Regions from separate parts of the Homo sapiens genome. Here region 1 is linked to region 2. Evidence: chromatin loops called from intact Hi-C (ENCODE). Cell type or tissue: CD14-positive monocyte. All regions are shown on one strand. Each heading gives the region's core, and the rest is flanking DNA. Links, peaks and the distances in the headings are about the cores only. Region 1 holds the start of LOC107987133 (a long non-coding RNA gene). Region 2 has its middle 14 kb from the start of IER5L.

Region 1 (8,000 bases), core at 1-8,000, 130 kb after region 2:
ACTGCATACTTGTCAGACCGAGTCCTGGATTCCAGGGCCTGTGGAAAGGTGTGAGGAAGACCCAGCCTGGTGGGAGGGGGGCCCCCAGCACCTACTCTCTGCCCCTCCTGCCTCACCCCTGCTTCACCGAAGTCCTGCCCCGGGAGGTGGCACAGGAACAGAGGTGTGAGTGAAGTCAGGGAGCTGGTCTTGAGAAGATCTGGGACACAGCTTCCGTTGGTATCCTATTGAATCAAAATGCCGGCCCCCTGGGCTTGCAGTTTGCTTGTGTGTCTCTTTCCATCCGTTCACTCTCAGTCTATCTGTGTTTCTGTATGTAAGTGAGGTGGCTCATGCCTGTAATCCCAGCACTTTGGGAGGCTGAGGATCACTTGAGGTCAGGAGTTCGAGACCACACTGGTTAACATGGTGAAACCCCATCTCTGCTAAAAATACAAAAATTAGCCGGGTGTGGTGGTGCACGCCTGTAATCCCAGCTACTCAGGAGGCTGAGGAGGGAGGATTGCTTGAACCCAGGAGGTGGAGGTTGCGGAGAGTTGGGAATGCCCCACTGCCTGGGTGACACAGTGAGACCCTGTCTTAAATAAATAAATAAATAAAGTGCAAGTCCGCATTTGGTATCTCTGTATCTCCTTTCCTACCCTCTTTGCATTATTATTATTATTATTTAACGATTGCTTAAATGATTGTAAGACATACCCCTAAGCTTCCACAGTTAACTTAGAGTTAACATGGGACCACTTTGCATCAAATGTGGGAGCCTGCAACAGCACAGACCCATCGGCTGCTCCCATGTGTCCCTCACACCACCGTTGTCGTGTATATAATTCCTGCTTTAGATAATCCTATCTATGTTACAGAAATTAAGAGAAAAAAATGACCTTTTCTTTTTACCCAGGTATTTGTCATTTCCAATGCTCTTCCTGAAGATTTTTTTTTTTTTTTTTTTTTTTTTTTTTTTTTGAGACAGAGTCTTGCTCTGTCCCTCAGGCTGGAGTCCAGTGGTGTGATCTCGGCTCACTGCAACCTCTGCCTCTCAGGTTCAAGCGATTCTCCTGCCTCAGCCTCCCGAGTAGCTGGGATTACAGGTGTCCGCCACCACTCCCTGGTAATTTTTTGTATTTTTACTAGAGACAGGGTTTCATTATGTGGGCCAGGCTGGTCTCGAACTCCTGACCTCAGGTGATCCGCCCGCCTCAGCCTCCCAAAGAGCTGGGATTACAGGCTTGAGCCACTGCACTTGGCCTACTTTACATGTATTCTTAAAGGATATTTTTGCTGGATATATAATTATTGGATTGAAGTATTTTTTCTTCCTCTTTATTTATAATATTTATTTTAATTTTTTAAAGAGATGGCATCTCACTATGTTGCCCAGGCTGGTCTCAAACTCCCGACCTTAAGTGATCCTCCTGCCTCAGCCTCCCAAAGTGCTGGGATTAAAGGTATGAACCACCATGTCCAGCCTCTTCTTCTTTTAAAGAAAATTCTTGGCCGGGCGTGGTGGTGCATGCCTGTAATCCTGGCTACTTGGGAGGCTGAAACAGGAGAATCGCTTGAACCTGGGAGGCGGAGGTTGCAGTGAGTCAAGCCTGCGACACTGCACTCCAGCCTGGGCAACGGAGTGAGACTCTGTGTCAAAGAAAAAAAATCTTATTTTGAAATAATTATAGATTTAGAGAAAGTTCCAAAAACAATACAGGGAGCTCTGGGCACCCTCAGCTAGTCTCCCCCCAGTGGTACAGCTTACATAATAGTATAATATCAAAACCAGGAAATTGACATTGGTACGACGTGTGTATAATGCCATGCTATTTTCTCACCCGTATAGAATTGTGTAGCTACTGTGGCAATCAAGATGCAGAGCTACCCCATTGCCACAAGACCTCCCCAATTGCCCCTCTGTAGTCACACCTGCCCCCTGCCCCCCACCCGACCTGTGGCCTAGCATGCACTCATCTGTTCCGTATGATTTGGTCTTTTCCATGAAGTTATGTAAATGAAAACACACAATGTGTGATATTTTCAGAATGGCTTTTTTCTTTTTTTTTCTTGAGACAGAGTCTCGCTCTGTCTCCCAGGCTGGAGTGCAGCAGCATGATCACAGCTCACTGCAGCCTCCAACTTTCTGGCTCAAGCAATCCTCCTGCCACAGCCTCCTGAGTAGCTGGGACTACAGGCTTGCACCACCATGCCCAGCTAATATTTTTTCTTTCTTTCTTTTCTTAAATCCAAATACTTCTGAATACTTTTAATTTTTTTTAGAGATGTTGTCTCACTATGTTGCCCAGGCTGGTCTCAAATTTCTTGGCTCAAGCCATCCCCCTGCCTCAGCCTCCCAAAGTGTTGGGATTACAGGCATGAGCTACCACACCTAGCTAGAATAGCTTTTTTACTCAGGGTAATGCCATTGAGATCCATCCAAGTTGCTGTGTGTGCTCCTGTTTTTTTTTTACCTTGAGATGGAGTCTCGCTTTGTTGCCCAGGCTGGAGTGCAGTGGTGTGATCTTGGCTCACTGCAACCTCCACCTCCCAGGTTCAATTGATTCTCTTGCCTCAGTCTTCCAAGTAGCTGGGTCTACAGGTGCGTGCCACCATGCCCGGCTAATTTTTTTTTTGTATATTTAGTAGAGATGGGGTTTCACCATGTTAGCCAGGATGGTCTCGATCTCCTGACCTCGTGATCTGCCTGCCTAGGCCTCCCAAGTGTGTTCCTTTTTATTGCTGAGTAACATTCTGCAGTTTGTTTAACCGTTTACCTACTGAAGGGCATTTTGGTTGTCTTCCAGTTTTTTGGTTCTAACACATGTGGATGTAACTTTTCCTTTCTTTGGGGTAAATGCCCAGGAGCATGATTGCTGGGTTATATGATAAGTGTATTTTTTTTTTAAGACAGGGTTTCATTCTTGTTGCTCAGGCTGGCGTGCAATGGCGTGATCTCGGCTCACTGCAACCTCTGCCTCCCAGGTTCAAGAGATTCTCCTGTCTCAGCCTCCGGAGTAGCTGGGATTACAGGTATGTGCCACCATGCTCAGCTAATTTTTGTATTTTTAGTAGAGACAGGGTTTCACCATGTTGGCCAGGCTGATCTCAAACTCCTGATCTCAAGTGATCCACCCACTTCAGCCTCTCAAAGTGCTGGGATTACAGGTGTGAGCCACCGCACCTGGCCATGGGACTTCTTACTTCTTCGTTTCTGACCTGTTTGCCTTTTATTTCCTTTTCTTGCCTTACTGCTCTGGCTAGGATTTCCAGCATTAAACTTAGATTGTGAGAGCGGACCTCTTTACCTTGTTTCCAATCTTAGGAAGAAGGCTTTTGGCCTTTCACCATTCAATATAATGTTAATGACCAAATTTTTTGTGGCAGGTGGTAGATATTCTTTATCAAGTGGAGGAAGCTCCCCTCGGTTCCTAGTTTTCTTAGAATGTTTTCATGAATGGCTATTAAATTTCATTAGATGTTTTCTCTGCATCAATTAATATGAGCATACGATTTTTGTTCTTTAACCTGTTACCTGGTGGATTATATTGATTGATTTTCAAATATCAAACCATTCTACACCCCTAGAATAAACCCCACTTGGTCACAATGTAGAATTCTTTTTTTTTTTAAGACAGGATATTGTTCTGTTGCCCAGGCTGGAGTGCAGTGGTTTGATCATGGGTCATTGCAGCCTCAACCTCCTGGGCTCAATTGATCCTCCCATCTCAGCCTCCTGAGTTGCTCAGACTACAAGCACATGCCACCACACCCAGCTAAGTGTTGTATTTTTTTGTAGAGACAGAATTTTGCCATGTTGCTCAGGCTTGTCTCAAACTCCTGGGCTCAAGCGATCCACCCTCTCAGTCTCCCAAAGTGCTGGGCTTATAGGCATGAGCCACAGTACCCCACCCAAATTCTTTTTATATATTGCTGAATTCTGTTTGCCAATATTTTCTTAAGGATTTTGGCATCTATATTCATTGGGTATATTGGTTTGTGGTTTTCTCTTTTTTTGAGCTGTTTTTGGTTTTGATACCAGGGTAATATAGCTCTCATAAAATGAGTTGGGAAGTGTCCCCTTCTTTTTTCACAAATTCAATTTCTTTAAAAGTATTCATGTGATTTATTTCACAGTGGGTAAGTGGTAATAGTTTGTGCTTTTTAAGGAATTGCCCATTTTATCTAAGTTGTCAATTTTATGTGTAGAGTTTCCATAATATCCCCTTATTATATCTTCCTGAAGTCTTTAGGGTCTATAGAGCTGTCCCCTGCTCAATTCCTGATATTGGTAATTTGTGTCTTTCTCTTCTTTTTTCTTTGTCAGTCTTGCTAGTGGCTTCTCAATTTTATTGATCTTTTTAAAGAACCAGCCCTTTGTTTCATTGATTTTTTTCTATTATTTCTTATTTAAATTTTACTGATTTTTGCTCTTATACTTATTTCCTTCTGTTCATTTTGGTTTTATTTTGCTCTTTTTTTCATTTTCTTAAGGTGGGAGGTTGGAGAAATGACTTAGATTTTCTCTATTTCTAATATAAACATGTAGTGCTACAAATTTTCCTCTGAGTGCTGCTTTGGCTTCATCCCATAACATTTGATATGTTGTGTTTTTGTGTTCATTCAGTTCCATGTGTTTTTTTTTTTTCAATTTCCTTAGAGACTTCTTTGACTCATAAATTATTTAGAAGCATATTCTTTAGTTTTCAACAGTTTAGAGATGATCCTGTTACTTTCCCATTATCTACTTTGGCTTCTACTTCAATTCTATTATGGTCAGAGAATACACTCTGCATGATTTCAATTCTTTTCCTTTTTTTTTTTTATTATACTGTAAGTTCTGGGTTACATGTGCAGAACATGCAATTTTGTTACATAGGTATACACGTGCCATGGTGGTTTGCTGCACCCATCAACCCATCACCTACATTGTTTATTCTCCTAATGTTATCCCTCCCCTAGCTCCCCACCCCCCACAGGCCCTGGTGTGTGATGTTCCCCTACCTGTGTCCATGTGTTCTCATTGTTCAGCTCCCACTTGTGAGTGAGAACATGCGGCATTTGGTTTTCTGATCTTGTGATAGTTTGCTGAGAATGATGGTTTCCAGCTTCATCCATGTCCCTGCAAAGGACATGAACTCATCCTTTTTTATGGCTGCATAGTATTCCATGGTGTATATGTGCCACGTTTTCTTAATCCAGTCTATCATTGATGGGCATTTGGGTTGGTTCCAAGTCTTTGCTACTGTGAATAGTGCCACAATAAACATACGTGTGCATGTGTCTTTATCATAGAATGATTTGTAATCCTTTGGGTATATGCCCAGTAATGGGATTGCTGGGTCAAATGGTATTTCTAGTTCTGGATCCTTGAGGAATTGCCACACTGTCTTCCACAATGACTGAACTAATTTACACTCCCACCAACAGTGTAAAAGTGTTCCTATTTTTCCACAACCTCTCCAGCACCTGTTGTTTCCTGACTTTTTAATGGTTGCCATTCTAACTGGTGTGAGATGGTATCTCATTGTGGCTTTGATTTGCATTTCTCTAATTAGCAGTGATGATGAGCATTTTTTCTTATTTCTGTTGGCTGCATAAATGTCTTCTTTTGAGAAATGTCTGTTGGTATCCTTTGCTCATTTTTTTGATGGGGTTGTTTGTTTTTTTCTTGTAAATTTGTTTAAGTTCTTTGTAGATTCTGGATATTAGCCCTTTGTCAGATGGATAGATTGCAAAATTTTTCTCCCATTCTGTAGGTTGCCTATTCACTCTGATGATAGTTTCTTTTGCTGTGTAGAAGCTCTTTAGTTTAATTAGATCCCATTTGTCAATTTTGACTTTTGTTGCCATTGCTTTTGGTGTTTTAGACATGAAGTCTTTGCCCATGCCTATGTTCTGAATGGTATTGCCCAGGTTTTCTTCTAGGATTTTCATGGTCCTAGGTCTTACGTTTAAGTCTTTGATCCATCTTGAGTTGATTTTTGTATAAGGTGTAATGAAGGGGTCCAGTTTCAGTTTTCTGCGTATGGCTAGCCAGTTTTCCCAACACCATTTATTAAATAGGGAATCTTTTCCCCATTGCTTGTGTGTGTCAGATTTGTCAAAGATCAGATGGTGGTAGATGTGTGGTGTTATTTCTGAGGCCTCTGTTCTGTTTCATTGGTCTATATCTCTGTTTTGGTACCAGTACCATGCTGTTTTGGTTACTGTAGCCTTGTAGTATAATTTGAAGTCAGGTAGCGTGATGCCTCCGGCTTTGTTCTTCTTGCCCAGGATTGTCTTGGCTATGTGGGTTCTTTTTTGGTTCCATATGAAGTTTAAAGTAGTTTTTCCAATTCCATGAAGAAAGTCAGTGGTAGCTTGATGGGGATAGCATTGAATCTATAAATTACTTTGGGCAGTATGGCCATTTTCACGATATTGATTCTTCCTATCCATGAACAAGGAATGTTTTTCCATTTGTTTTTGTCCTCTCTTATTTCCTTGAGCAGGGGTTTGTAGTTCTCCTTGAAGAGGTCCTACACATCCCTTGTAAGTTGTATTCCTAGGTGTTTTATTCTCTTAGTAGCAATCGTGAATGGGAGTTCACTCATGATTTGGATCTCTGTTTGTCTGTTATTGGTGTATAGGAATGTTTGTGATTTTTGCACATTGATTTTGTATGCTGAGACTTTGCTGAAGTTGCTTATCAGCTTAAGGCGATTTTGGGCTGAGACAACGGGGTTTTCTAAATATACAATCATGTCATCTGCAAACAGAGACAATTTGACTTCCTCTCTTCCCATTTGAGTACCCTTTATTTCTTTCTCTTGCCTGATTGCCTTGGCCAAAACTTCCAATACTATGTTGAATAGGAGTGGTGAGAGAGGGCATCCTTGTCTTGTGCCGGTTTTCAAAGGGAATGCTTCCAGTTTTTGCCCATTCAGTATGATATTGGCTGTGGGTTTGTCATAAATAGCTCTTATTGTTTTGAGACACGTTCCATCGATACCTAGTTTATTGAGAGTTTTTAGCATGAAGGGCTGTAGAATTTTGATGAAGGCGTTTTCTGCATCTGTTGAGATAATCATGTGGTTTTTGTCCTTGCTTCTGTTTATGTGATGGATTACGTTTATTGATTTGCGTATGTTGAACCAGCCTTGCATCCCAGGGAGATTTCAATTCTTTTAAATGTGTTGAGATTTGTTTTAGTGCAGAACATGGCCTATTTTAGTAAATGTTCTGTGAGCACTTGAAGAGAATGTATATTCTGTTGTTGGATAGTGTTCTGTAAATGCTGACTAGATTAGTTTGGTTGGTGGTGTTAAATTCATCTATATTTCTGCTGATTATCTGTCTAGTTGTTCTATCAGTTGTTGAGAGAGGGGTGTTGTCTTCAACTATAATTATAGATTTGTCTATTTCTCCTTTCATCCATCAGCTTTTTCCATTCCATCAGTTTTTTCTTCATGTAATTTGAAGTTCTGTTGTTTGATACATATATATACATTAGAAGTACTATGTCTTCTTAATGTGTTGCCCCTTCTATCAGTATGTGATATCCTTCTTTGGTAATTTTCTTTGCTCTGAAGCCAACTTTATCAAATATTAATATAGCCACTTCTGTTTTCTTTTGGTTAATTTTTGCATGGCATATCTTATTTCATCCTTTTACTTAAAATCAACCTATAATGTTATATTTGAAGTGAATTTTTCACAAAGAGTTATATTTGGGCCACTAAAAAAATCCACTCTGCCAATATCTGTATTTTAATTGGTGTATTGAGGCCATTTGCATTTAATGTAACTATTGATGTGTTAGGGCTTAAGTCTGCCATTTTATTTTTTGTTTTATGTTTGTTCCCTCTGTTTTCAGTTTCTCTTTTCTCCCCTGCCTTCCTGTAGATTACGTAAACATTTCTTAGATTTCCATTTTTATTTAGCTCTAGTATATCTCTTTGTATAATATTTTTAGTGTTTGCTTTAGGTATTGCACTATACACACGTAAGTTTTTATTTATTTATTTTAGAGTCTT
Region 2 (17,447 bases), core at 8,242-16,241:
TTTCCCTCTGTGTGACCTTGAGCCATGACTGAACCCCTCTGAGCCTCAGTTTCCTTACGTATAAACAAGGTAAGTAAACATGGCCTTACAGGGTGGATGTACCAGACACCGAACGGACACAGCCCAGGGCTTTGCTGGCACCGTCTCATTGAATCTCCGCAGGCCACCCTGCGAGGTGGGCATGTGGCAACCGAGCCATGGGGGAATTCCTTGGTGGTAAGTGGGTTTCAAACCTGGGCCATCAGGCTCCAGCGTGGACATTTCTTTCTTTCTTTCTTTCTTTTTTTTTTCTTTGAGACAAGAGTCTTGCTGTGTCATCCAGGCTGGAGTGCAGTGGTGCCATCTCTGCTCACTGCAACCCCCAACTCCTGGATTCAAGCGATTCTCCTGCTTTAGCCTCCCAAGTAGCCAAGATTACTGGTGTGCACCACCACACCCGGCTAATTTTGTATTTTTAGTAGAGACGGGGTTTCACCATGTTGGCCAGGCTGGTCTCGAACTCCTAACCTCAGGTGATCCACCCACCTTGGCCTCCCAAAGTGCTGGGATTACAGGCATGAGCCACTGTGCCCAGCTCAGTGTGGACATTTCTACCCACTGAGCCCAATAATGGCTGTGAATCTGTCCCACGAACGTTTACTGAGCACTTGCTCTGCCAGGCTCCAAGGAGACCCCAAGGACCATGGAGGAGGCAGATGCGGTTCCGTCCCTCATGGAGGTTTAAGGAGGACACGGGGCATGTGGGGAGCTGTGGGAATGTCGTGGACAGGGTGGAGAGCCTTCCTTGAAGGCAGGATGAGGGCTCCGGCAGCAAGGCTGGGAGGTGTGCTGGGTGTCTGGAGCTGGGGCGGTCGTTCCCTTGCTGGCTACTGGCCCCAGGCCTGGCTTCTGCCCGGACTGTGGTGGCCTGGCCATTCCTTCAGGAGTGGCTCCTGCCCTACTCCATGCAAATTCCTGGTCCCCATGTCTCAGTTGCCACTGCTGCTCCAGGCCCCAGCAGCTGTCTGCCCCCTGATGTCTGGGGGTTCCCGCAGCGAGCCTGGAGCTTGTGGCTCCTGCATGCGGCCTATGTGTCTGGCCCTGAGCTAAGTGCTTCGAAGCTTCTCTTGCCTCATCCTCACAATGGGCGCTGATGTCCTCATTTCACAGAAGGGTCTGGGGTCTCTTTCCCGCCAAAGCTCGTGCTCCTGCAGCCTCTCCACGGGGCCTGACCTGAGGGCTCGGGTGGCATGGGCTGCCGTGTGCTGCCTGTCCCCACTGTGGTGGCCTGAGAGCCCTCCTCCACTCCACTTCACTCTACCCCCTCCCCCTCCTCCTCCTCTTCCTCCTGCTCCTGCACCCATCTCTCCAGGACTGGCCCCAGACCCTGGGCTTCTCTGAGAGGCACCTCTTCCAAGGGCCCAGTTTCTTTTTGGAGGCAGGGCCGATTTGCACAAAGATGACGAAGACGCATGACAGCAATGACTCTCTGGCTGGTAGCGTGCCTCTTGGTGTGTGCAGATTGTGCTTTATGTGTCACCTCGTGGAGTCCCCACAGTGAGCCGAGAAGGTGGCATCACATTCCCAGTCAAGGGCTTTTGGTGGTGGGGCTCAGATCTTAGTGGCGTCCCAGGGCCTCCAGCTTGTCCAAGTGGGTTCAGGGTGGTGCCCAGGTTTGTCTGACACCAGGTCCTACAAAGGCCAGCATGGTGGGGTACCCGGAGCTGGGCAAGGGAAAGATTGGCTATGGCCACGTGGCTCCTTGTTCTCCCCAAGGCAGTCTGTCTCTGCGGACAGCCATCAGGCCCCAAATCCAGGCGTCATCCTTTTTATTTTTTGAGACAGGATCTTGCTCTGTCACCCAGGCTGGAGTGCAGTGGCTCGATTTCAGCTCACTGCAAACTTTGCCTCCCAGGTTCAAGTGATTCTCCTGGCTCAGCCTCCCTAGTAGCTAGGATTATAGGCCTGCACCACCACGCCTGGCTAATTTTGTATTTTTAGTAGAGACCGGGTTTCACCATGTTGGCCAGGCTGGTCTCCAACTCCTGGCCTCAAGTGATCCACCTGCCTCAGCATCCCAAAGTCCTGAGATTATAGGAGTGAGTCACCGTGCCTGGCCCAGGTGTTATCTTTTTTATTTTTATTTTTTGAGACAGAGTCTTGCTCTGTCGTCCAGGCTGGTGCAGTGGCACAATCATAGCTCACTGCAGCCTTGGCCTCGTTTACCCTCTATTGCTTGAGAGTTTACTCTCCTGGGTCCACACCTGGGACTACAGGTGTGCACCATTATGCCCAGCTAAATTTAAGAAACTTTTTTTCTGTAGAGACAGGGTTTCCCTATGTTGCCCAGGCTGGTCTCAAACTCCTGAGCACAAGTGATCCTCGTGCCTCGGCCTCTCAAAGTGCTGGGATTATTACAGGTATGAGCTACCATACCTGGTGCAGGTGTTATCCTGAATTCCTTTCTTTTCCTCTACCTCTCAAATCCAACCCATGAGCAGGTCCTATTGGGTCTCCCTCCAAATTGTAACCCAAATCTGCCCGCAGCCAGGGAGCACGGTCAGCTCTCCCAGGAGCGCTGGCCAGCAGCATCTCCTCTCTGCTCTCCTGACTCCACTCTGCCACTGTCCCTGGGCTCTACCCTGAGGTGCTTAAAGGTGATTCTACCCTGAGGTGCTTGAAGGTCACTCCCATCAGATCCCTACTTGAAGGGTGGCTCCTGACTGTGCACAGAAGGCCCCACGAGGTGATGAGCCACTGTGCCCCCGCCCCACTCGCCCACTCCCGTACTTCAGTCATGTTGCCCTCTCTCTGGTCCTCCAGAATGTCTTTTTTTTGTTTGTTTTTGAGACAGAGTCTCGCTCTGTCACCCAGGCTGGAGTGCAGTGGCGCGATCTCGGCTCACTGCAAGCTTCGCCTCCCGGGTTCACACCATTCTCCTGCCTCAGCCTCCCGAGTAGCTGGGACTACAGGCGTCCGCCACCACACCCGGCTAATTTTTTTGTATTTTTAGTAGAGACGGGGTTTCACCGTGTTAGCCAGGATGGTCTCGATCTCCTGACCTTGTGATCTGCCCGCCTTGGCCTCTCAAAGTGCTGGGATTACAGGTGTGAGCCACCATGCCCTGCCTGGTCCTCCAAAATGTCAAACTTGTTGCTGCCCCAGGGCCTTGGCACTTGCTGTTTCCTTGGCTTGCACTGCTTGAGCCCAGGCTGAGCAGAGGCACCCTCTGGTTGTTCAGGGCCCAGTTCAGATGCCACCTCCCGAGAGAGGCGTCCCAGCTTTCTTTTTTTTCTTTTTTTTTTTTGAGATGGAGTCTCGCTCTGTCCCCCAGGCTGGAGTGCAGTGGCGCGATCTCGGCTCACTACAAGCTCCGCCTTCCAGGTTCACACCATTCTCCTGCCTCAGCCTCCCGAGTAGCAGGGACTACAGGCACCCACCACCACGCCCGGTTAATTTTTTGTATTTTTAGTAGAAACGAGGTTTCACTGTGTTAGCCAGGATGGTCTTGATCTCCTGACCTCGTGATCCACCTGCCTCGGCCTCCCAAAGTGCTGGGATTACAGGCATGAGCCATTGTGCCCGGCCACACTCCAGCTTTCTCTGAGTTGCTCCTAACTTGAGCCTCCATCCGCCCTCTGTTCCAGTTGCCTTCATGAGCCCAGTTTCATCTCAAGTTTTATTATCTATGAACTTGTTCACTTGGTGATCATCTCCCTCTCAGTGGATGGTAAGCCCAGTGAGGGAGGGCACAGGCTTACTGTGGCCAACACTGGGCCCCCAGCACCAGGAGTAGGGGCTGGCCCAGACTACGTGGATGCCCAGTTACTACCTGCTGAACCATGAATGAATGAATGAATGAATGAATAAAAAAGTAAGTCCTCTGTCCCTGGTGTTATCCTAGAAGAAGCTGAACAACAGGTGCTGACCAGGGCCTTGGCTGCAAAGTTGCTCTCCCCTTACTCCAATGCAGGAGCTCTGGGGGTCCCGTGGAGGGCCCTGCGGGCAGGACAGCTTCCCAGTGTCCCAAACTCTGAGGGTTTGTGCTTCTGCAGCTCACTCCCAAGTTTGGGCAGCACCCTTGATGGAAACGGGCAGACTGCATGGACTTGGCCTCAGGCAGGTGAAGTCCGTGGGACATTCCCAAGGTTGGAGAGGCAGAGCAGCAAGGGAGAGGCTAAGTGGGAGTCACGCTGCTTTTGATAAACTAGTGATGCCAGCCGGGTGTGGTGGCTTACACCTGTAATGCCAGCACTTTGGAAGGACAAGGGGGTCCGATCACCTGAGGTCAATAGTTCGAGACCAGCCTGGCCAACATGGTGAAACCTTGTCTCTACTAAAAATACAAAAAATTAGCTGGGTGTGTTAGTGGGCACGTGTAATTCCAGCTACTTGGGAGGCTGAGGTGAGAGAATCACTTGAACCCAGGAGGCGGAGGTTGCAGTGAGCCGAGATCATGCCACTGCACTCCAGCCTGGGCAACAGAGGGAGACTCTGTCTCAAACAAACAAAACAACAAGAACAACAACAACAAAAAAACTAGTGATACCACCTGCCTTGGCAGGATAAAGGTCCCAGTGCTTGTCTTGGCACCCAAGGAGCAGTCGAGCCCCCTTTGCTGGCCTCCTTGCCTTCCTCTGGAACCTCTGCTTCAGTGACAGAGCCAGGGCTCATTCACAGCTATGTTCTCAGTGCCTGCCTGACCCACAGAAGTGTTTTGTTGTTTTTTTTTTTGAGACGGAGTCTGGCTCTGTCACCCAGGCTGGAGTGCAGTGGTGCAGTCTTGGCTCACTGAAGCCTCCACCTTCTGGGTTCAAGCGATCCTCCCACCCTAGCCTCCCAAGTAGCTGGGATTACAGGCACGCACCACCATGCCCAGTTAATTTTTATATTTTTAGTAGAGACAAGGTTTCACCATGTTGGCCAGGCTGGTCTCGAACTCCTGACCTCAGATGATCTGCCTGCCTTGGCCTCTCAAAGTGCTGGGATTACAAGCACAGTGAGCCACTGTGCCCGACCAGAAGTGGGTTCCTTCCATGCGCCATTCCCTCCAGGTGCTGGGGACAGAGGGGTGAACTGGTGAATTTCCTGCCCTTGTAAAATTTGCGTCTAGTGAGGACGATAGACAAATAAATATACAGCAAAATACTGGGCAGCGATAAAGTCTATGAAACAAGGGTAATTGTGATAGAGAAATATTATTTTGAAGGGGGTAGTGAGGGTGGCACTTGAACAGAGACCTCAGTTCGTGACAGAGATTACCCTGAAAGGAGCTGAGAGAGCATTCCCGGCAGAGGGAACAGCAAGTACCAAGGCCCTGAGGTGGGAACAGCTTTGACACTTGGGGAACAGCAAGGAGGAGGCTACAGGGCATTGAGTGATGGGGAGGGGTGGGGATGAGTGGAGAGGCAGCGGGCTGGCTCAGCAGGGCCTTGCAGAGGCCATAGTAAGGACTCTGTTTGCCTTGCTTGCCCTTCCTGTTTTCTCTCCCTTTCTCCCTCCTTTTCTCCCTCCCTCGCTTCCTTCCTTTCTTCCCCCTCCCTCTCCCCTCCCCTTCTCTCCCCTTCTCTTCTTTCCTTTCCTTCCTTCCTTTTCTACCTTCCCACTTGCCCTCCCTCCTTCTCTCTCTCTCTCTCTTTTTTTTTTTTTTGAGACAGGGTCTCACTCTGTCGCCCAGGCTGGAGTGCAGTGGTGCAATCATGGCTTACTGCAACCTTGACCTCCCAGGTCCAAGTGATCCTCCCACCTCAGCCTCCTGAGCAGCTGGGACTACAGGCATGCGCCACCACACCCAGCTAGGCTTTTATTTTTGGTAGAGACAGGGTCTCCTTATGTTGCCCAGGCTGGTCTCAAACTCCTGGGATCAAGTGATCCTCCCGCCTTTGCCTCCCAAAGTGCTGGGATGACAGGCATGAGCCGCTGCGCCCGGCCTGTGTTTTGTTCTGAGTGGAGTGGGGGCAGTGGTGTGCTCACACTGGCTTGCGAGAGCTGACTGTGCACATTCCTCTCCCTCTCCATGTTCAGCGATGTCACATGGTAGCTAGGAATTGGCCAAAATGGGAGTGTTTACACCACAGGAATTGGCAAATTCTTCAAGTGAGCTCCACCCACCAGCTGGTTTTAAACATTTACACTACTGGGAAGGTTTGAGATGGGGAGAGCTATGATTCGACTTCAACATGTTCGCATGTACGGGAGTGGAGAGGAGGAGAACGGCCAGTAGGAGGGCAAGCGCGAACACAGGAAGACCAGGGAGATCTGCAGGGAGGTTAGTGCACTAGTCCAGGAGGGAGGTGGTGTGGCTGGGCTGGGAGAGCAACAGCAATGGTACTAAGGTAGATTGTGAAGCTCTTCTTTTTTTTTTTTTTTTTTTGAGACGGAGTGTCTGTCACCAGGCTGGAGTGCAATGGCGCGATCTCGGCTCACTGCAGCCTCTGCCTCCTGGATTCAAGTGATTCTCCTGCCTCAGCCTCCCGAGGAGCTGAGATTACAGACATGCGCAACCACGCCTGGCTAATTTTTGTATTTATTAGTAGTGATGGGGGTTTCACCATGTTGGCCAGGCTGGTCATGAACTCCTGACCTCAGGTGATCCTCCTGTCTTGGCCTCCCGAAGTGCTGGAATTACAGGCGTGAGCCGCCGTGTCTGGCCTGATTGTGAATCTCTTCTGAAGGAGGATTTGCTGATGGACTGGATTTGGCTTTGTGAACAAAAAAGGAGTCACGATGCCCTGGTTTTTGGCCTGAACAACTTGCTGGATGGTGGGACGGGGCAATGGCGGGGAGAAGCAGAGGTTGTAGGTGTCTCTCCGGGGTTTGAAAGGCCCAGACAGACGAGTTCTTAGATGTCAGTATCCCAAGAGTAGAGGCCAAACATGGTGGGACCCTTGACTTGCATTCGGCACGGAGGTCCTGGCTGGAGAGAATTGTCAGTGGGTTGAAGGGACCAGGAGAAGGTGGCAGGAAGGGAGAAGGGGCCAAGGCCTGAGCCCTGGGACTCGCCGGCATTTAGAGGAAGGGAGACTGGGAACTATGAGCCGGAAGAGAGGAACTACATTGCGTCTCTCCTCCAGCTGGTATCTACATTTTTTATTTTTTCACACCAAGCACGAGAGGTGTGTGTACAAGACGCACAGTGGCGGCCTGTGGCTGTGCAGCGCCCTCTCCTCTGGCAACAGAACCTTCTTCCCAATGGAGAAGCCACGAGAAAGGGTTGAGGTGGGGCCGGTCAGCCCCCTACTCAGGGGTGGACACATGCCCAGACCTGGCCAATCACAGGGGCCCTGCTTTCCTGTGCACTGTGATTGGTTCTGGGATGAGCTTGTGACCTGGCTGTGCCAATGAGGATCATCCCCAATGCCCTCTGTTAGATCAGGTGGGAAGATGCCCTGTGCCAGGGCTGCTAAGCTGGGAAGATGCCATCCTGGGGATGCCAGTGGCAAGGCCAGGTACAGGATCTGTGGGGTGCGATACAACATGAAAATGCAGGGCCCCTTGCTCAAAAAGCAGGAAAAAGTGCCACGAAGGGTCCATAGAACGCTTCCTTCCACCATCTCTCAACTTGTCATGGCATTTTAAATTTTCTATTCAATGTCATTCTAAGTACAGAAAGGTGTACTTAGAAAGGTGTAATTATTGTAAATAATTAGCATGAATTTTACCATTCATCTTTATATTGCGTAATACCAGTTTTATTTATATTTATTTATTTATTTATTTTAAGATGGAGCCTCTCTCCCTGTCACTCAGGCTGGGGTGCAGTGGCCAATCTCGGCTCGCTGCAACCTCTGCCTCCCAAGTTCAAGCAATTCTCGTGCCTCAGCCTCCTGAGTAGCTGGGATTACAAGTGTGTGCCACCACACCTGGCTAATTTTTGTATTTTGAGTAGAGACAGGGTTTCACCACGTTGGCCAGGCTGGTATTGAACTTCTGACCTCAAGTGATCTGCCCACCTCCCAAAGTGCTGGGATTACAGGCATGAGCCACTCTGCCTGGCTGTGTAATACCAGTTATAAATATAAATACCAGAGCATTTAATTCATGTGCAGAATCGCTGAAATTGCACAATTCATATTCTGTGGCTTGTCCCTGAGTGTGCCTTGAACTGGCCAGAAAAGACAAACACAAGCCAGGCTCAGGAAGGTTATAGGGGGAGGAGAAGACCCCCTGGTTAAGGTGGTTAAGATAGTGCTTCTCCGTATGGGAGATTGCCACAAGGGTGCACACCCTCCCAGCCCCCTCCACCCCTGCTATGCCTCCCTGCGTGCTCTCTCTAGATGGGGCCTGGCAGCTGCTGGATTAACCTTCCAACCAACCACTGGGCTGATGTCCTGAGTCCTGGTACCTCCCCTTCCCACAGGCCCCCACCTCAACCTACAGCAGAGGAGTGGTCTCTAAGGACCTCAGTACCCAGATCGGGGTAGGTGAAAGGTTCACCCCACGTCTAGACACGGTCTCTGGTTGGCTGCCAGTCAGGCTGTGGTGCTGCTAATGCACAGCAGTGGCGGCTGTCACCGTGCCCTGCAAGGTGCTGCTCACGGATGCCTGAACTCAACCCTCTCTACGCCTGTGCCCAGGTCCCTGCCGAGGATGGGAGGGAGAGGCCAGGCAGAGCCAGGGCACCAGAGTGCCAGGGGGCAGGGTAGCAGGGGGACCAAGAACCTGTCTCAGGGAGGTGGGGAGGTGGCAGGAGACAGGACTGCACCTGAGTCGAAGCTTCAAACACGCTCCACTGTCTCAGACTTCACTCAACACAAACTCAACGATAAAATGATGTTGAATTTCAAGACAGCAGAGCATTAGACTCCAAGCATGGGCTCATTTGAACATGGGGCCCTGTGTGACTGCACGATCCCTGGCCAGTGGCCTTCTTGTTCTGGCCGCAGAGAAAACCTAAGAAGAGGCCAAGGAGAGGTAACGAATAAGCCCTGATGACATCATGTGAGCCTCTGGATCCAGCTACGCCTGAGCCGAAACACCCATGGACTTCCCTGTTTCTGTGCCAGGAAATAAATCCGCTCTTTGCTTCAGCCAGCTTTAGCTGAGTTTCTGAGGCCTGAACAATATGGGACCCTGAGAGGAGAGGATCCAAGGCCCAGGAATCTCGACACCCGAATCCCTTTCTTGGCTTAAAGAATCTTGGAGCTGTCCATCAACTTGGAATGTCTGCAGGTTGCCTAGAGGTCTCACTGCCCCTCCCCACATGGATCTGTCCTGTTCTGGGGCCACGTCCTTTATCTGTCTTAGGCCTGGATTTCTTTTTATGAACAAAGGGAAGCTTTATTCCCCAGTCTTCCCAGTTCTCCCCAGGCTGTTTGATGTGGGTGTTAAAGGAGACACTGGACTTCCACACTGGGGGTGTGTGTGTGTGTGTGTGTGTGTGTGTACTGGATTTCCACTCTGTGGTGTGTGTGTGTGTGTGTGTATGTGTGTGTGTGTGTGTAGTGGCCTGGAGGGTGCCAGGGAGCTGGGAGGACAGCAGGAAGGATGCATGGAATGTTTAAGAAACATCAGGAAGGCCGGGCACGGTGGCTCACACCTGTAATCCCAGCACTTTGGGAGGCCAAGATGGGCGGATTGCCTGAGGTCAGGAGTTCAAGACCAGCCTGGCCAACATGGCGAAACCCTGTCTCTACTAAAAATACAAAAATGAGCTGGGTGTGGTGGCGCAAGCCTGTAATCCCAGCTACTTGGGAGGCTGAGGCAGGAGAATCACTTGAATCTGGGAGGCGGATGTTGTGGTGAGCCAAGATTGTGCCATTGCACTCCAGCCTGGGCAATAGAGTGAGACTCTGTCTCCAAAAAAAGAAAAAGAAACATCAGGAAATAACTGGATTTGGGGGGCAGAAGGGGGAGGAGTCAGAGGCCCAGAGGTAGTGGGGAAGGGTCTGATTGGAGGAGGATAGGCAGAGCAATATCTTACTGTTTCCTCTTTAAGCCACTCCCTAGAATGGAGTCCATTCATTCATTCATTCATTCATCCATCACTTCATTCATTCATTCAATCATCAAGCATCTATCCTGAGTGAATGTTGACTGTCAGGCACAGCCAGGTCCTGAAGATAATCAGACACCTTCCTGGGGACTAATCTTTTAAAAAATATGAGTCCTAATCTATGGAAAGACAAAAAAATCCAACAAAGTTTCTAAGGCACTTCCTCCTGTCTCTTCCCCCAACTCCAGAGTAAAAAGATCTTGATTGGGTCCCGCTGGAAAAGATGCATGTTACTTTTTTTTCTTTTGAGACAGGGTTTTGCTCTGTCTCCCAGGCTGGAGTGCAGAGGCACAATCACAGCTCACTGTAGCCTAGATCTACCAGGCTCAAGTGATCCTCCAACCTCAACCTCCCTAGTAGCTGGGACTATAGGTGTGCACCAACATGCCTGGCTAATTTTTTTTTTTTTTGAGATGGAGTCTTGCACTGTCGCCTGGGTTGGAGTGCAGTGGCATGATCTCAGCTCACTGCAACCTCTGCCTCCCATGTTCAAGCGATTCTCCTGCATCAGCCTCCCAAGTAGCTGGGATTACGGGTGCCTGCCACCATGCCCATCTCATTTTTTGTATTTTTAGTAGACACGGGGTTTCGCTATATTGGCCAGTCTGGTCTCAAACCCCTGACCTTGTGATCCGCCCGCCTCGGCCTCCCAAAGTGTAATTTTTGTATTTTTTGTTGAGACGGAGTTTCACTATGTTGCGCAAGCTGGTCTTAGACTTCTGGACTCAAGGGATCCTCCAGCCTCGGCCTCCCAAAGTGCTGGGATTACAGGTGTGAGCCACTACGCCTGGCCTGTTAAGTCATAATTTTGTTCAACAGGAGAGTCAGTAGGAAAACTGTCATGCATTTTGCAATGAAAAGTTATCTGGGCAGAGCTGACCAGTGCCAATATTGCAGCTCTCATTTACTGGGCACTCACTGTATGTCAGACTCTGAGCTGTAGCAGCCTTACTGCACAGGCAGGTGCCCCCATGCATGTCTTCATTTTGCAGACAAGGGACTGGAGGCTCAGGGAGGTGAAGGAAAGAGCTTATTGTCACCTAGAAAGCAGCAGAGCTGGCCAGGCGTGGTGGCTTACCCCTGTAATCCCAGCAGTTTGGGACGCCGAGGCGGGTGGATCACCTGAGGTCGGGAGTTTGAGACCAGCCTGACCAACATGCAGAAACCCCGTCTCTACTAAAAATACAAAATTAGCCGGGTGTGGTGGCGCATGCCTGTAATCCCAGCTACTCGGGACTCAGGAGGCTCAGGCAGTAGAATTGCTTGAACCTGGGAGGCGGAGGTTTCGGTGAGCTGAGATCCTGGGCAACAAGAGCAAAACTGTGTCTCAAAAAAAAAAAAAAGAAAAAAAAAAGCAGCAGAGCATGGTTTGTCTTGAGCTCTATGTGGCTTTGGAGGCTGAGCTTGGAACTGCCAGCCTGGGCTTTGGACGGGCACCCTGGGTAGGGGTGGTCCTGGGTAGAGATGGCCCTGGGAATCCCTCCGGTGCTTGGCCTTGTGCCTGGTGGTCCACAGTCTCACAGTCACTCATCTGATATTTAACAACTTACAATGAGGAGTGCTCCACAAGGAACCCTCACATAGCTTGGGATGCTCTCCCATGTTCCGTCTTTGCTGAGGGTCCCTTGGATGGGTGTGTTTGTGGGGCATAGTCTCTGGGGGAAGAGGGGCAGATCCTGGATTGGTCTGGAGCCCCAGCTGGCCCCGCACAACTAGGAAAACTGGTTGGGGCGGCTGACTCAGGGTGTGTTTATACTGGCGTACTCCCCGCCCCCTCCCTCCCTCAGGCACCCTCCCCTCCCGTCCCTGACCCGGGAGAGGAAGGAAGTTCCTATAACGTTCATAGTTGCCACTAGTTCTGCGTGTTGTGCATTGGGCACGGAGCAGGAAGACCTTCACAGGTTGTAACTGGTCCCAGCTTCCTTTGAGGAGACTGAGTCTCAGAAAAGTCAGGCTGCTCCCTCGATCCTACAGGGGCAAAGCTGGGATTGGAATCCAGCTCTGACTGATGCCCCGGATGGAACTCTCATCCACTGTGATTAGAATACAATCTGAGCACCTCCTGCTTTTCTTTCTGGCCCCATCTCCTGCCTCTCCCACTTGCCCTCTCTCTCAGCCAGTTCTATGAACATGCTAAATTTATTCATTTTCTTTTTTTTCTCTCTCTCTCCTTTCTTTTCTTCTTCTTTTTTTTTTTTTTTTTTTTTTGCCGGAGTTTCGTTCTTCTTGCCCTGGCTAGAGTGCAATGGTGTGATCTTGGCTCACTGCAACCTCCGCCTCCCGGGTTCAAGCGATTCTCCTCTGTCAGTCCCCCAAGTGGCTGGGATTACAGGTGCACACACCAGCATGCCCAGCCAATTTTTGTATTTTTAGTAGAGACAGGGTTTCGCCATGCTGGCCAGGCTGGTCTCACCCTGACTTCAGGTGATCTGCTCGCCTTGGCCTCCCAAAGTGCTGGGATTAAGGCGTGGGCCACCGCGCCTGGCCTCATGTGTTTAGTCTTCACCTTTTCCGTTCCTTCTGCCTGGAATGCTCCTCCACCGTTGTTTGTCCAGCTGCTATGGTAGAGACTTCTAGCGCTCATCCATGTGTACTCGCCTTTCCTTCCCAGTTACCCAAGAAAACTGCTTTTCCCAGCCCCCTTGCAGTTAGATGAGGGCCTGGGACTCATTCTGGCCAATGTGCTCTGAGTGTGAGTGAGGAGAATCACTTCCAGGCTGAGGCCATGAAGAGCCCTTGCAGGACTCCCCAGCTCTCATTCTGTGCCACGGTGGAGATTCTGGAAGCCTTGTGTTGAGATAGACGCAGGCTGAATTGCTGAGTCACCGTATGGAGGGCAGCAGCCTAGGAGACCTGGCAGTCTGACTCAGACTTTGCATGGTCAAGAAACAAATCCTTTCTACCTGCTGGAGATCTTAAAAGAGAAAGAAATCCTTGTGTTAAATCTTTGAGATGCAGGGATTAATTTGTTACTGCAGCATAGCCTGTCGTATACTAATAGAGCTGATCTGTTCAGGTGTCAGTTGAAATATCACCTTCTCTGATCAAAATATCTAAACTGGTGCCACCCCCACCCCCTCCCCCTCCAACCAGTCCTTTCTTTTTTTTTGAGACTTTTTTTTTTTGAGTCTCGTTCTGTCATCCAGGCTGGGGTGCAATGGTGCTGTGATCTTGGCTCACTCCAGCAGCTGCTTCCTAGGTGCAAGTGATTCTCCTGTCTCACTTTCCGAGTAGCTGGGATTACAGGCACGCGCCTCCACGCTAGGCTAATTTTTGTATGTTTGGTAGAGACGGGGTTTCACCATGTTGGCCAGGCCGGTCTTAAACTCCTGGCCTCAACTGATCAGCTCACCTCGGCCTCCCAAAGTGCTGGGATTACAGGCATGAGCCACGGGCCCTTACCAATTTTTCTAGCACTGTGTTTATTTTCCTGAAACACTTATCTACTTGTTTGTTGCCTTGTGTATTGTCTGCACACCTCCCCCCACCACTAGAATGTAAGCTCTATGAGGGGAGGGCCCTTCGTTTGTCTTGTTCATGGCTGCATCCTTGGTGCCTAGCACAGTGCCTGGCATATATAGGTACTCAATAAATATTTGAATGGGTGAATGTGTGTATATTTATTTTTTGAGACAAGGTCTCACTGTCACTAAGGCTGGAGCGCAGTGGTGCAATCATGGCTCACTGCAGCCTCGACCTCCTGGGCTCAAGCCATCCTTTTGCCTCAGCCTCCCAAGTAGCTGGGACTACAGGCGGGCACCACCATGCCTGGCTAATTTATTTTTTGTAGATGCAGGGTCTCACCATGTTGCCCAGACTGGTCTCGAACTCCTGGGCTCAAGCTAGCCTCCTGCCTCGGCTTCCCAAAGTGCTGGGATTACAGGTGTAAGCCACCGGGCCTTGCCTGAATGCATTTACTGAATGAATGAAACAGGCAGATAACCACACTCACAGGTAGACATGGAATTTGATATTGGTACCTGTGTTTTTCTTTTTTATTGGAGTAAATATATTTACTGATATCCACTTTATATCTAGTTCAGTTACACAATCTGTAAATATAGGTGGCACAGTGGCTCACGCCTGTAATCCCAGCACTTTGGGAGGCCGAGGCTAGTGAGGTCAGGAGTTTGAGACCAGCCTAGCCAACATGGTGAAAACCCCGTCTCTACTAATATAAAAAAATTAACAAGGCGTGGTGGCACACGCCTGTAATCGCAGCTACTCGGGAGGCTGAGGCAGGAGAATTGCTTAAACCTGGGAGGTGGAGGTTGCAGTGAGCCGAGATTGCACCACTGCACTCCAGCCTGGGTGACAAGAACTAAACTCTGTCTCAAAAAAAAAAAAAAAAAAAAAAAAATATATATATATATATATATATATGTGCATTTTTTCTTTTGGATATCACCATGGTCCTTCTACCTGTGTTTTTCTTTTCTTTTTTTTTTTTCTGAGACGGAGTCTCACTCTGTCACCCAGGCTGGAATGCAGTGGCAAGATCTTGGCTCACTGCAACCTCCATCTCCCGGGTTCAAGCGATTATCCTGCCTCAGCCTCCCAAGTGGCTGGGATTACAGGCACCTGCCACTACGTTCAGCTAATTTTTTGTATTTTTAGTAGAGACGGGGTTTCACCATGTTGACCAGGCTGGTCTCAAACCCCTGACCTTGTGATTCACCTGCCTCGGCCTCCCAAAGTGCTGGGATTACAGGTGTGAGCCACCGCGCCCAGCCTCTACCTGTGTTTTTCTTACTCGGATGGGACACAAAGCCTCAGATCATCAGAAAGCTGGAAGCAATGGTTTCTTTTCTGACTCTTGGAATATCAGAGCTGGCTTAGAACCTTCTGTCTTCTCACTCTGTCTTTACAGATGAGGGAATATGGGCCCCTTAGGGAAGTGACTCATCCCAGGGCCCAATTTAAGTCTGTGGCTGAGCCAGAACCTGTGTCTGGGTCTCTGTACTCCTGGTCCAGTGCTCTGTCCACTGAGCTTTGCCTCTTCCTCTTTAGTTTCAGCCCAAGTTCTGAAAATATTTCCTGAGTATGTTTGCCTCTTCCTGCCCACCTTGCCGCGTAATCCTGTGACTCTGAGCAAGTCAGTGGCGATTGATGGCTGGGACTGGGTGGGGCTGAGACAGCGGTCAGAGATGAGAGAGGAGAAGGAACGAGACTCCCTCCGCAGTGCTCCTCAACCATGTCCTGGAGCTGAGCTTGTTGTTTTGTCTCACACCTCTTAAAAAAAAAACCAGAGGACAGGAGTGTGGATTCCCGTTGACCAAGGCTGTCAGGTAGAGGAGTGTTTCTCAGGGGTTGAGCCTTCCCCCAGCCAGACTGGACCTAGCTGCTCCCTCCTCTCTGCTCCATAGAACACTGGACATCGATTGTAGCACCTGTCATGTCACATTTTTCTCTGGCGTACTGTTCGTTTTTCTTGTAAATACAAAGGTGATACATGCTTATTGTAGAAAATTTGGAAAATATAGACATGTATGAATGATAAAATAAAGGTCTCCTGTAATTGCCCACCTAGTAATAACCATTTCAGCATTTTTGAACTTGTATTCAGTCTTTTTTCCTCTAAACGTATGAATAGCTAAGGCCACCTGTACCCAAGATGTCCCTAGGCCCTACCAGCGGGGGACATCCCGGTGGCCATGTTAATGTTTCCTGCGGCCACTCCAGCCCTATCCTGCTGGCTAGCATCTTGGCCTGCCCTGAAGCCTTTGCAGTTGTATCTGGGAGTCCCTTGAGGAGCCACATGTGAGATCCCAGCCAGGTTCTGCTTCTGTCTCCCTGCAGCTATCCCTGCCCTAAGTCCCCTGAGGGTGGTCCCTGTTGCTGCCCTGGCCACGGAGCCTGCTGGAAAAATCCAGCCCCCTTGTTCGGCCTCCCCTCCCCTGATGATTCCTGAGTGACAAAACTGGGAGGCACCCGATGGCCCTGGAGCCTCTTCATCCTGGCCAGGAGCAGGGAGGGTGTTCCCCTTCCAGCGCTGCGTTGACCGCGTTGTCGCCCAGGTTCTGAAGCAGCCATGCCTGTGCTCCGAGTTCCACTGGGAGACACCTCCCTTAGCTCAGCTTGCAGCCCCTCTCTCTGAAGGACATCTTGGGTCTGCCAGCCGGTACCGACCACCCTCCTTTTCTGAGAAGCTTCTGTGAGCTTCCAGTGGGCGCTAGCTACTAACCACCCCTCATGTCCTGGCTGTACACTTAGGACATTACAGCCTTTCCCTGGGATTTTCTTTTCTTTCTTTTTTTTTTTTTTGAAATGGAGTGTTGCTCTGTGGCCCAGGCTAGAGTGCAGCGGCACAATCTTGGCTCACTGCAACCTCCGTCTCCTGGGGTCAAGTGATTCTCCAGCCTCAGCCTCCCGAGTAGCTGGGATTACAGGTGCATGCCATCACACCCGGCTAATTTTTGTAATTTTAGTAGAGAAGAGGTTTCACCGTGTTGGCCAGTCTGGTCTCAAACTCCTGACCTCAGGTGATCCACTGCCTCCGTCTCCCAAAGTGCCGGGATTACAGGCGTGAGCCACCACGCCCTGACCAATGCTTTTGTTTTCCCTGGGATTTTCTGAGTCGAAAATAAGAGAAGAAGGCAGTTCCTCTTGGGTGGCAAAGCTTTGAGAATTGGAGGCCAGGAGCTGCCACCTGTGGCTACAGTGGGAAGCTTGAGTTCAAAGAATAAAGTCACAGGAGATGGAGAGATAGCATCTTGGAAAAGATCTGTGCCTGGATCCTGCTGTGCCTGAAGCCAGCTGTGCCCCTGCCCACTGCACAGTTCTTGCCTTGAGCCAAGAAATCCCACCTTTTGCCCAGGCTGATGCCAGTGGTGCTGCTGTCCCCTACCACAAGTGAGTCTTCAGGAAACAGGGCTCTGCCTTGGATGAGGTGGGTACAGACACCACTGTGCTGTGTGTCTCTTCATCCCTGTCCCTGGAAACTGCAGCATGAAGTATTGGGGGTGAGGTGTGTGTTCCCAACCAGCTAGTTCAGGGATGAAGAGATCCCAGAACCCAGTTTCGGTTCAGCTGGGACTTATCAATGTGACTATTTAAACAACCTCGGAATCATTTGCCAGCTCGCAATGTAATGTTACAAATTCTTACCCACTCAACTGTGAGCTCCAACAGTAGAAACTGGCCACCTCTCAGTTGTGTGACCTTGGGCGAGGTTTCTCATTTCTGAAATGAGGATGCTTACAGTCTCTACCTCAGAGGGTAGCTGGAAAAATTAAACGAGCTAATCCAGAGAGAGGGGCTTGCTGTTCTCGTCATTTGCTGCTATTGTTCACTGTGGTCAGATTAGTGCCTCACACAGGCCAAGCACCAAATGGGAGCTTCATAAATACTGTCCACTGATTGGAGGGAGAGCTCCTGGTGTGCATCCCCTGTGCCAGAGGGACACACAGTCACACACACTGTATTTCTTGCTGCACACACACACACACACACAGCACCCAGCACCCAGATCTCA

What was found. A loop is a pair of places that touch in the nucleus more often than their neighbours do. Peaks named below come from ENCODE experiments on the same cell type or tissue, not always from the same donor. Only the 100,000 strongest peaks of a DNase experiment are listed, where the experiment ranks them.
Region 1: it touches region 2 in a loop (2.0-fold over the local background); 2 of 110 quality-filtered maps call a loop at or near these places.

The regions. Positions count from the first base shown.
Region 1 is chr9:129,291,307-129,299,306 of GRCh38, forward strand. LOC107987133 (a long non-coding RNA gene) reads left to right here and starts at 2,975. Exons shown (of 3, transcript XR_001746956.1): 1 at 2,975-3,015. In CD14-positive monocyte, for the core only: no CTCF peak of the experiment used is centred there; no DNase peak of the experiment used is centred there; H3K27me3 peaks cover 116 bases.
Region 2 is chr9:129,155,443-129,172,889 of GRCh38, forward strand. No RefSeq gene overlaps it. Among named protein-coding and RNA genes, the nearest start is that of IER5L, 14 kb to the right of the region's middle. RefSeq lists an enhancer at 11,855-12,844. In CD14-positive monocyte, for the core only: no CTCF peak of the experiment used is centred there; DNase peaks (open chromatin) are centred at 8,939, 11,769, 12,799 and 14,939; H3K4me3 peaks cover 1,485 bases; H3K27ac peaks cover 1,662 bases.